Regions from separate parts of the Homo sapiens genome. Here region 2 is linked to region 1. Evidence: chromatin loops called from intact Hi-C (ENCODE). Cell type or tissue: dorsolateral prefrontal cortex. All regions are shown on one strand. Each heading gives the region's core, and the rest is flanking DNA. Links, peaks and the distances in the headings are about the cores only.

Region 1 (5,380 bases), core at 224-5,223:
AATGGGTGGATGAGAACAGAGATGTCACACAGCTGCTGGCTTAGAAGGGGCACCGGGGAATCACAGCTTGAATGAAAGTTGGATAAAGATCTGGAAGGTTCAGGGGATCCCCAGGCTGGAAGGAGCCTGGTTTCTAAATAGGACACCGATGCCGACCATCTTTTTCAAGTTAAACTTTGGAAAGTTCCATTTGCCATGCAAACTACCCTTGCCCTGGATGGGTTGCCCCAAGAGTGACCCAGGAAAGTTTAGGTGGTAAAGTTGCAAAATCAAGTGGCTTCAGGGCCCAGGCAGAGATTTCACTTTCAGTGCCCTGGGATGAAATCTCTGGATGTCCACGAGGCTGACCTGGACTTCCCGGATTGGGAGGCCTTGTGGTCAAAAGCCGAGTCCAGTCCTGAACACCAGATCTAAATGTTCAAGAAGACTGTGCAGATTTACAGGCTAAATCAGAGTCCCTGGTAGCTGTTTCCGACCTCTGTATGGGGCTTTTAGAGTGAACTGTGGTCTCATCCAGGCGTTTCCCGACCATTGCATCCCACACAGGGCCTCCCTTCTGATTTTATCGTTAGTCTCTCTCCCTGTTGATTTCCTCCAAGTGCTCATCACTGTCCACACTCACCCTGTTTATTTCTGCTCACCGATCTGGCTTTTTAATCGAGGAGTCTGTGAATAAAATCTGGAGGAGGGGGGTCTATGAACTTGGACAGGAAAATATTTATATCATTATTTTCACTGTCTGAGATTTAACAATTTACTCAATTATGAAAATCGGCAACAAGCCACAGTGTATTAGCAGTGTCTGTGACTTTGTCTCCAACAGAAATCACAGCTGTTTTTCTATCACGTCGTAGTTGATGCAGTTATCTCAAAATATCAGCTGGGCTAATCACTATTTTGAAATGACTGTAGTTAATAGATTGGTCTGTAGATCCTGTTACATCCTCTATCAACGAAGAACATATACGAGTATAGCACCACTTAAAAATATTTTGATAACTGCATGACAGTATAATCGGTTTGTTTCATAATCCTGTGTATCTTAATTTATGCTTTTTTCAAATATTCTGGCCTCATGAGACTGGCAAGAAAGACTGTAAGCCATCTTTTCTGTTACTTTTTCTTTCTTTCTTTCTTTCTTTTTTTTTTCTATTTTTGAGACGGAGACTCTCACTCTGTCACCCAGGCTGGAGTGCAGTGGTGATCTCGGCTCACTGCAACCTCCGCCTCCCGGGTTCAAGCGATTCTCCTGCTTCAGCCTCCCGAGTTCTCTTTTCTATCCTTAGCCCCGACCTTGGGTTCTGGCACACAGTAAGTGCTCAAGACAATATTATTGACTGAATTAATGAAGGAACCACTGAACAAATGAATTAAATAAGTGAACTGAACAAATGAACATGAGCCTTAACGTGGCCGTGGGTCCACGTCCATGGACCCACGTATTCTGGAAGGTGCAGAAGTTTCCACGACCCTTTGCCACCTGAGCTTCTGTCTGTGCGACATCCACACTACCCACCAGGAGAGACGGGGGTCTTGCTACCTCCACTAAGAACAGTAGGAACAGCTCAGAGCTGACCACGGCGTCCCCACTAAACAAGACTCCACCGGCCCATTGCCTTTTTTGCTCCAGCCACACGGGCCTCCGGAGACCAGAGCTGGAGATAAGGGGATGATCCTTTTTTTTTTTTTATATTATACTTGAAGTTTTAGGGTACATGTGCACAACGTGCAGGTTTGTTACATATGTATACATGTGCCATGTTGGTGTGCTGCACCCATTAACTCATCATTTAGCATTAGGTATATCTCCTAATGCTATCCCTCCCCCCTCCCCCCACCCCACAACAGTCCCCAGTGTGTAATGTTCCCCTTCCTGTGTCCGTGTGTTCTCATTGTTCAATTCCCACCTATGAGTGAGAACATGCGGTGTTTGGTTTTTTCGTCCTTGTGATATTTTGCTGAGAATGATGGTTTCCAGTTTCATCCATGTCCCTACAAAGGACATGAACTCATCATTTTTTATGACTGCATAGTATTCCATGGTGTATATGTGCCACATTTTCTTAATCCAGCCTATCGTTGTTGGACATTTAGGTTGGTTCCAAGTCTTTGCTATTGTGAATAGTGCCGCTATAAATATACGTGTGCATGTGTCTTTATAGCTGCATGATTTATAATCCTTTGGGTATATACCCAGTAATGGGATGGCTGGGTCAAATGGTATTTCTAGTTCTAGATCCCTGAGGAATCGCCACACTGACTTCCACAATGGTTGAACTAGTTTACAGTCCCACCAACAGTGTAAAAGTGTTCCTATTTTTCCACATCCTCTCCAGCACCTGTTGTTTCCTGACTTTTTAATGATCGCCATTCTAACCGGTGTGAGATGGTATCTCACTGTGGTTTTGATTTGCATTTCTCTGATGACCAGTGATGATGAGCATTTTTTCATGTGTTTTCTGGCTGCAAAAATGTCTTCTTTTGAGAAGTGTCTGTTCATATCCTTCGCCCACTTTTTGATGGGGTTGTTTTTTTCTTGTAAATTTGTTGTTCATTGTAGATTCTGGATATTAGCCCTTTGTCAGATGAGTAGGTTGCAAAAATTTTCTCCCATTCTGTAGGTTGACTGTTCACTCTGATGGTAGTTTCTTTTGCTGTGCAGCTCTTTAGTTTAATTAGATAAGGGGATGATCCTAAAGGGACGCAGTGGTCCCGCCCATCGCCGCCTCTACAGGGAGGGAGCCGCGGCCCCGAGCTGGCCACGCGATGGCGCTGTGCACCCGGCCGCGGAGCCCCTGCACGTCCGGCTCCCGCTCGCGCTCTCGGCTCGAGCTCCGGACTCCAGGCTCGGAGCAGGGGTTCGGGCTACGGTTCCCGGCTCCGAGGGACCGCGGGGCTCTCTGCCTGGGAAGGAAGCTTGCGGGCCTCCTCGGGCCTCGCTGCAGCCCAGCTAGGTTAATCAATCAGCAGCCGCTCAGTCACCCATCCCTTCCGCATCAGTTGCGTGGGGCTGGGGATCATGCCTAGGGCGGGAGGCGTGGGAGCGCAGGGCGCCCCGGGTCCGGATCCGGCTACAGGGGCGAACAGAGCGGGTTCTCCATCCCCTGGGGTGAAATCTCTGGGCCCAGGCTTTGAGACCCTCTAACTCGCCTTGCACACCCTGTGTCTGCAGAGGAGGCTGTAGTTCAGAGGCCAAGCCCGCTGTCAGAAGGCAGCCAGGCGGACTTGAGTCCCAATTCCTCCTTCCTTTCTACCATCATTCTCTCTTTTGCAAAATGGGGATGATAAAGGTCCCGACCAGTTGGTAGGATTGACGGAGATGGGGCAGCACAGGGCTCCTAAGCACAGTGCCCCGCGCCCAGTCGGCACCGCGGGACGCATCGTCTGCAGCCGCGTGAGCTCGGGCAAGGCGACCTGGACTCATCTCCGCAGCAGGGACGAGGTCCGCCCTGTACTTGCGGCATCTGCGTGTGGTGGAACTGACCGAAACGCTTGCGGAGCTGCGCACGGTGCCTGGCACACCGTTAGCAACCCTTCCCTTCCCTTGTTCTGCGCCTGTCCTGTGAGTGGACAGGAGGACACCCAGGGCCTCCGCTGCCTGTCCGATACTAGTCACCCCAGGGCCTAGAGGCTTATTCCCTGGAGATGGGACCCACGCCAAGCCAAGGTCTCCCATTTTCTAGAGAGAACTTGGGCAGCCGGGAATGCCATCCTTGGAAGGAAAGGCAAGAGGGAGGTGAACATTCATTCCAAGGCCGTTAAACATGGGGAGAGGCACTGCTGGAAAACTGTTCTAGTCAGAAAGAAGCTGCTTAGTAAACCCAAGAGGCTCAGCGGAAACCCAGCCGCGGTGCTTGAGGACGTGGGGAGGCTCCAGCTCGCTCCGTTCCGTGTCTGACGTCTGCCCTGCGTGCGTCCCAAGGCTGTGTCCCTGCTCGGTGTCCCTGGCCCACCGGCCCTCCGGCTTGTCCCTCTGCGCGGTCACTGGGGCGTGCAGACCCGAGCCGGCCCTCCCTGAGTCAGCCAGGGACCCCGGAGTGTCGATAATTAAGAGACACACGTCAAGAATGTAAATTCCTGTGGTTCCCAGACTAGGAAGGGTTCACTCGGTGCCTCAGGACAATTACAAGCCGAGGGAGTCTGAAAGAGCCAGTGTTAGTGTTTAAAGTGTTATCAGTTTAATGAACTACTTATGAAGTGTTAAATGCATGCAAGTGTAAACTGCAACATCTGGGTTTGTGTTTTATTTGTAGACTTCAAACTGGGCGCTTGGTGTTTTGAAAATGCCAATTAACGGTGTAAAATCAGAATTTCTAATGGGAGGAAGATGTTTTTGTGACATCTCCCTAAACTATCTCAAAATGTCTTTAAAACACACACACAAACATTCACACACAAACAATGCAGCCACAAGGACTTAAAGGATTTTCTTTTTAAATAAAAAAAAAGCAGGAATTTGCTGCCCTCTTCTTTGTTCTTCACTATATATATGTATATAGCTAGTGGAAAGAAGAATTTAGCATCAGAGGTGTCATCAGCACAAATTTCTCAGAGGTTGTTGTAGGAAATTTGTCATTTCTACCCATTTCTTCCAGGCCAGAAAATAGATCGCCTTCAGGAATATTTACTGTGCTTTCTTGAGAAAAATTTCCAAGCTACCCCTTGAAGCAATGAAGTTGGATTTGGAACAAGTGGAAACATTATAAAATTGCTTATTTTCTTCCAAAATTTGTATTTTTCTTCCTTATTTCCTGTTAAATCAGTGCCACTCATTAGCAACCATATTTTTGCATTATATACTCAGCAGAATTTTTGCTCCGTGACTGCATTCCAAATTAAACTTTTACATTTCCAGGGAAAGTGTAACAAATGTCTAAATCAGTCAGAATTTAAACTAATGAGAGGAAGGGAAGAAAACTCAACTTTCTTCTTCTCGTATAAAAGCGATTGCTTTTTATCTGTTTCATGCTTCGGGGACACTTTTATCCCTGGGATCTTGAAAGGATCATTCACAAAGCAAGAAGGCTCAGGAAAACAAAAAGATGTCTAAATTCAGCGCTGTTGAAGAGTTCTGACAAATGCTGGTTTCAGGAAACAAAGGCAGACACTTTGAGGATTTCATTGCAAGATTTGGATAGGGCTGCCTGTAACCAGTGGCCCTACCGTAGAGCTGGAAGGATGTCACAGGTGGTATGGTGGAATTCCGCCATGTGATAGCAGCATACCCAAGATAATTCGTTGATAAGGTTGCAGATAGAGACTTTACCCTTTGCTGAGTGTTCCTTAATTGGCAGCTACCAGTCTCATTTATGGGTGCCCCTCTGCCAGGGTGCGGTGAAGAGAGCTAAGTGCAAGTTATTGCTTTCTGGCCAATAGCACA
Region 2 (5,380 bases), core at 83-5,082, 590 kb after region 1:
TTGTCGCCCAGGCTGGAGTGCAATGGCACAATCTCAGCTCACTGCAACCTCTGCCTCCTGCGTTCAAGCGATTCTCCTGCCTCAGCCTCCTGAGTAGCTGGGATTACAGGTACCTGCCACCACCCCTGGGTAATTTTTGTATTTTTGGTAGAGACGGGGTTTCACCATGTTGGTCAGGCTGGTCTTGAACTCCTGACCTCATGATCTGCCTGCCTCGGCCTCCCAAACTGCTGGGATTACAGGTGTGAGCCACCGCGCCCGGCTTTCTTTTTTCTTTTTTGAGATGGAGTTTCACTCTTGCTGCCCAGGCTGGAGTGCAATGGCATGATCTTGGCTCACTACCACCTCCACCTCCCAGGTTAAAGCAATTCTCCTACCTCAGCTTCCCGAGTAGCTGGGATTGCAGGCGCCCACCACCACACCCGGCTAATTTTTGTATTTTTAGTAGAAACGAGGTTTCACCATGTTGACCAGGCTGGTCTCTAACTGCTGACCTTAGGTGATCTGCCCGCCTCGGCCTCCCCAAGTGCTAGGTTACAGGTGTGAGCCACCATGCCCAGCCCCAAAATGGCATTCTGTTTGTTTAATAAGACTTCTGATTGAGACTAATAAAAGCTATTAAAGATCCATTCTAACCCTCAAAAGAATCCTGGTTTGGAAGGGAGGAAACCAGCATTTGTTGCTGGCCACCTACCTGCCAGCCTGATGTTTTCATCTGCTAACCCAACTGATGCCTCGTAACTAATGTAGTGAGCTGAAGGGTGACCTTTGAGAAGGTACGTCCACGTCCTAAGCCTTGGAAACTAGGAATGTGACCTTATTTGAAGAAAAAGGTCTTTGCAAAAGTACTTAAGTTAAAAATATCAAGGTTAGCTCATCCTGGATTTACGGTGGGCCCTAAATCCAGTGACAGGTGTCCTCACAAGAGGAAGACAGAAGGAGATTTTGAGACACACAGTGAGAACATGACTACATGAAGATGGAGGCAGAGATTGGAGCGGTGCCTCTACAAGCCAAGGACAGCTACCAGAAGCTGGGAGAGGGGCGTGGAACTTGCCAACACCTTAATTTTGAATTTTTAGGCTCCAGAACTGTAAGAGAATAGATTTCTTTTGTTTTAAGCCAATTAGTTTATAGTAATTTGTTAGGGGTACCCTAGGAAACCTAATACAACCATCATAGGAATGAGGTAAGTATCATCATTCCGATTTTACTGATGATAAAACAGAGCCTCAGAAAAGCTAAATAATTTGTCCCAATTCACTAGGGGCCCCAGGTATGGCCACGGACAAACCTGCTGTTCATTCCACGGCATAAGCCGCTTTTTTTGTTCTAACATTCATGAGTTCCAGTTCCTTCATTTTTGGACACAAGGAAAGTGCAATGAGTCATCCCAGCATTGTAGCTTCACAGTGACAGGACCTCAGTCAGAATCCAGGGCTCTGGTACCACTCAATGATGAACGATGGTGAAGGCTCGCCACCTCCCGGAGCCACAGCTACTTTAGGGGAGCCCATTTTATTATCGCCACAATTACCAAAACGTGGAGCATCACACTAATTTTCCCTTGCAGTAAATAGCTGAAAAGTAATGGTGTCAATTTTAATGAGGATCAAGCCAGGCTCCTAAAAGGGCTCCCATAAATGAAAGCATTTCCCTTACACACAACAATGGCTTGCCGTTTAATTCTAGAACACAAGAATGTCACTTAAATTACACGGCTTTTACATTAAAGTGCTTATGGGAATGCCTTTCCAAGGAAGAATTTCAATAAAAAGATCTCACCCATCTTGATGCTTCATAATATCTGAACCACAATCTATGTATCATAGAAACAAAAATAAAACCCCAAAGAATGTGGGCAAGAATGGGACTTCGCTTTCACTGGGAAAGGGTTTCTGATTTTCTGTGAAACAGAGAGGTGGCTGAAAAGCTGTTATCACACAGCAGTGTATCACATTTGGGCCTGTGGGCTACCAGAAATTCACTGCTTAAGCTTGAATCCTTTTTGTTTCCACTTGCTGAGATGTTCAGAATGACTGCCAACCCTGTACGTCTATATGAGCCTCTTTAGCTGACTCAATTCTTATTTTATTAGTGCTTCGCAAAGCAATTACTAGGGTTTTGAGCAGAGATGAGAGTATTTCACACTTCCATCTTTACTGAAAATGCCTTTTACTCCACTGACTTTTGGCTTCTATTTATAAAGAAGGTTCAAGGCTTGGAAAATTATTGGAGTTGAGCTTTAATGGATATTCCCAACCAGCATTGTGTCATTATTGGCCCGTGTTTAGCTGGGCGATCTCCCAAATTTGTGACATAATCAGGCCTCTCTCTGCATTACTCCATACACTCCACGCTCTCTCTACATTACACCACTGAATCATACGCTCTTTTCAACAAGACTGATTGCCAGGGGATTAACATTAGACAGCACAATTCCATTATTCAGCAGCCCAATTCAAATCCCAACCCTAAACTCTAAGAGAGATTTCAGGGCTTCACAGGGATGAGCCGCCAGAAAGCTCAAAGGGGAGGTGGGGTGAGGGGCTTTTGAATGTTTTACATAACAACTCAACCTAAAACTTGCTTTAAGCAAGAGCCCAGACCGGAGTGGCCGCCATCTGACTCCACGATGCCTAGAATGGCCCCAGCCCAGCCTAATGAATGATGTGTAGACCTATGCAAAGCTATAATCCCAAAAGACTGCTATAGCTCAATTATTTTTTCCCACAATAAATTACTTAATTTCAAAATTAGGTATTTAGAACATTTAGCCCAAAATCTCTCTTTCCCTAAATAGAAATAGTTTTACGTCACATTCGGTACACACAGGAACCCAGGTAAAGGCCAAGTCATATGCTCTTTGATCAATGGATTTACAGTGTATCAATGCCAACACAAATGTTAATCATTTTCTTCTCAAATTTGAGTGTTACTTCTCTTTTTGTTTGTTTTGTAAAATATCTGAACATGGTAATTCTCACTAAGAAACATGCCACATGTTTTCTCTATGGGGAAAGAGCTCTAAAACTCACTCTTTTATGAATATCTATAGGATCAACATTATTCAAGGACCTATCAAATTTCACATGAAGGCTTCTGAAGAACAAAACTCAAATCTTCGAATAAACACTATTTTCCCTGAATGCTTATATGCAAATGGAAGTAATGGTTATATCATGCTTTCTAAGGCAGAGTGTCTCGTAGATCCAATTCCATTTAACTTGACAGAAAATCAAAATAGTTTTGTTTACTTTTCAGTTAACCTAAAATTTTAATTAACCAAATCTTTGCAATTTGGTTAATCAAGCTTTTGGATTATTTTTTTAGTGGCTTTTTGGGCAATTCCAATATGTAACGGGGTCTCCCTCTTCAAAGATGTTTTATTGAAGGAGACCCACACATGAGATGATACTAGGCACACACGCACAGGCTATGATGTAGGAGACACTTCGTTTACAGAGGCACAGTGGGTGGTGTGGGCTTGTGGAATTACCAACAGTCACATTACGGCAAAACGTGAGTGTGAACTGAGTTGAGTCTACAGCAGAAGATAGCAACCTGTATTTAGGGGAGGACAAACCAAAAGAAGGCTCAAGGTGGCAGGTTGAAAGTCAAGGCACATGACAGGAAAGAGAAAAGATGGCCCCTACATGGAAGGGATCTTAACCTGCCATCCTGCAACAATGAAGTATGTCTTGGGTAGAGTTCCATATGTTAGCAATCCTCCAAGACACAGAAACCTCCTTTCTTCATTAGTTACAACAAAGCCCCATCATCACAGGCAAAACCTGGGAAGAAACTTGAATTTCCAAGACAACAGGCGAGGTGGTCTTCAATGTTTAATTAAAATGGCCTACTTATCTGTGCACTCTGACAAAAATGTATTTATAAGCTCATATACATGGTTCCCTTTGCACAGAGGAAATAGATGCCAGGAACAGACACTGAATTGGTACCGTCTAATGACTTTCTTGTGATGGAAGTGAAGGGCCCTCAACATTCACCTTTTTCCAGCCAGCCACAGGCTCAGTCCTCAGACCTTTTCCTTTACTCTTCAGCTGGCCTTCTACAGTTGCCCTGTTGGGGAAATGATGCTTCTCTTTTAAAACCAAAGGTCTGCTACAGCACATCTGTACCCTTTTCACCTGCCCAATTAACATTTTCAGAGTAATCTCAGCTTCCAAAATGTCAGACATTTCATACCACGTCCACTTTACACAGATGACGCTTGGGAACCATGAGGATCATGCAAAGCTCATAAACCCTGGCTGCCTGGAAAACAGAATATTGTCAGATGACAGAAGCAGCCTTGTAAAATGATAGTAGAAAGAATAAGAATGAACCAATTCTCCTGAAACTTATGGGAGAAACAGGACTTAACGTTCATGCTTTCAAACGAGTCAAGCAAGAATGGGCTGGTATGCAGCCGCCACACGAGGAGAGGCAAACTCACCCACAACATCCAGGTGGTACGTGTGATTGATGGACCCGTATTCATTCTCCACTACACAGGTATAATTTCCCTTGTCAGATGGGACCACACTTTCCATAATGAGGCTCCAGTGCTGGTTTCGTACCTGAAAAGATCAAAGCAAAGGCGGTTATTTAACAATCCTAGCACAGAATACCAAGTACTGTGCTTTCTTGATTTAAAAAGAAGCTGAAGGAGGCAAGAAAGGTATGGAAGAATCACCTAAATTCTAAATTGATAACTGTCATTAAGAATCGTGAGAAATGAAAACCATCATCATCATCATGGTGAACACCTGTGAAGCAAATATTGACATATTCAGATCTGCAGGAGTATTCGGCAGTGTACAGCGTGGGTCTGTTACCATAATGGATTTGAGGGCTCCTCTAGGAGAGGCCAACTGGCCAGGGAGCCTGAACACCAGCCAGCCTGGTACCAATGGCCACGGGCAGGCGAGCTACCAGTTTGCCCATCCACTAGGAAGCCTCAGCCTCTATGGCATCACAGAACCATGTAGAACTAACATTTATAGTGAGCATTTACTATATGCCAGGCACTGCTCCAAGCCCTCTGTGCTGCCGTAGCTAATTCATTTCTCCTAAGGGGCTCATAGTTCTCAGATGTTGTCTGGATGTCTCAAGAAGTTTCAGCTGGGAACATCAGTCTGCCCTTCCCATCTCTGGTTGTGGCTGAATAGATATACATGTTCCTCAGAGAAATACCCAGAATTCCAAATATGGCGGCAATGAATCCTTACAAAACTCAAGTTGTATATCCGTCCGTTCACAAACTTCTTGAGACTTTTCAAAGATAAGCAGCACATGTGAAAATCAGCTGTTGTGACTCCTACCCAAGGTACCATCAATACACAAAGAGACGCCATTCTTATGTTCTCCCCCTGCT

The links. A loop is a pair of places that touch in the nucleus more often than their neighbours do. Peaks named below come from ENCODE experiments on the same cell type or tissue, not always from the same donor. Only the 100,000 strongest peaks of a DNase experiment are listed, where the experiment ranks them.
Region 2: a loop joins it to region 1, with 7 times the contacts of the local background. A loop is called at or near these places in 4 of 110 quality-filtered maps.

Annotation. Positions count from the first base shown.
Region 1 is chr10:120,946,296-120,951,675 of GRCh38, forward strand. All of the region lies in intron 2 of LOC105378519 (a long non-coding RNA gene), which reads right to left. Among named protein-coding and RNA genes, the nearest start is that of WDR11, 98 kb to the left of the region's middle. In dorsolateral prefrontal cortex, for the core only: CTCF peaks have their summits at 2,761 (motif pointing right) and 2,960; DNase peaks (open chromatin) are centred at 2,776, 3,427 and 3,880; H3K4me3 peaks cover 1,384 bases; H3K27ac peaks cover 2,398 bases.
Region 2 is chr10:121,534,133-121,539,512 of GRCh38, forward strand. It overlaps FGFR2 (fibroblast growth factor receptor 2), which reads right to left. Exons shown (of 18, transcript NM_000141.5): 6 at 4,460-4,583. Among named protein-coding and RNA genes, the nearest start is that of FGFR2, 62 kb to the right of the region's middle. In dorsolateral prefrontal cortex, for the core only: no CTCF peak of the experiment used is centred there; DNase peaks (open chromatin) are centred at 1,465 and 2,319; H3K4me3 peaks cover 1,258 bases; H3K27ac peaks cover 5,000 bases.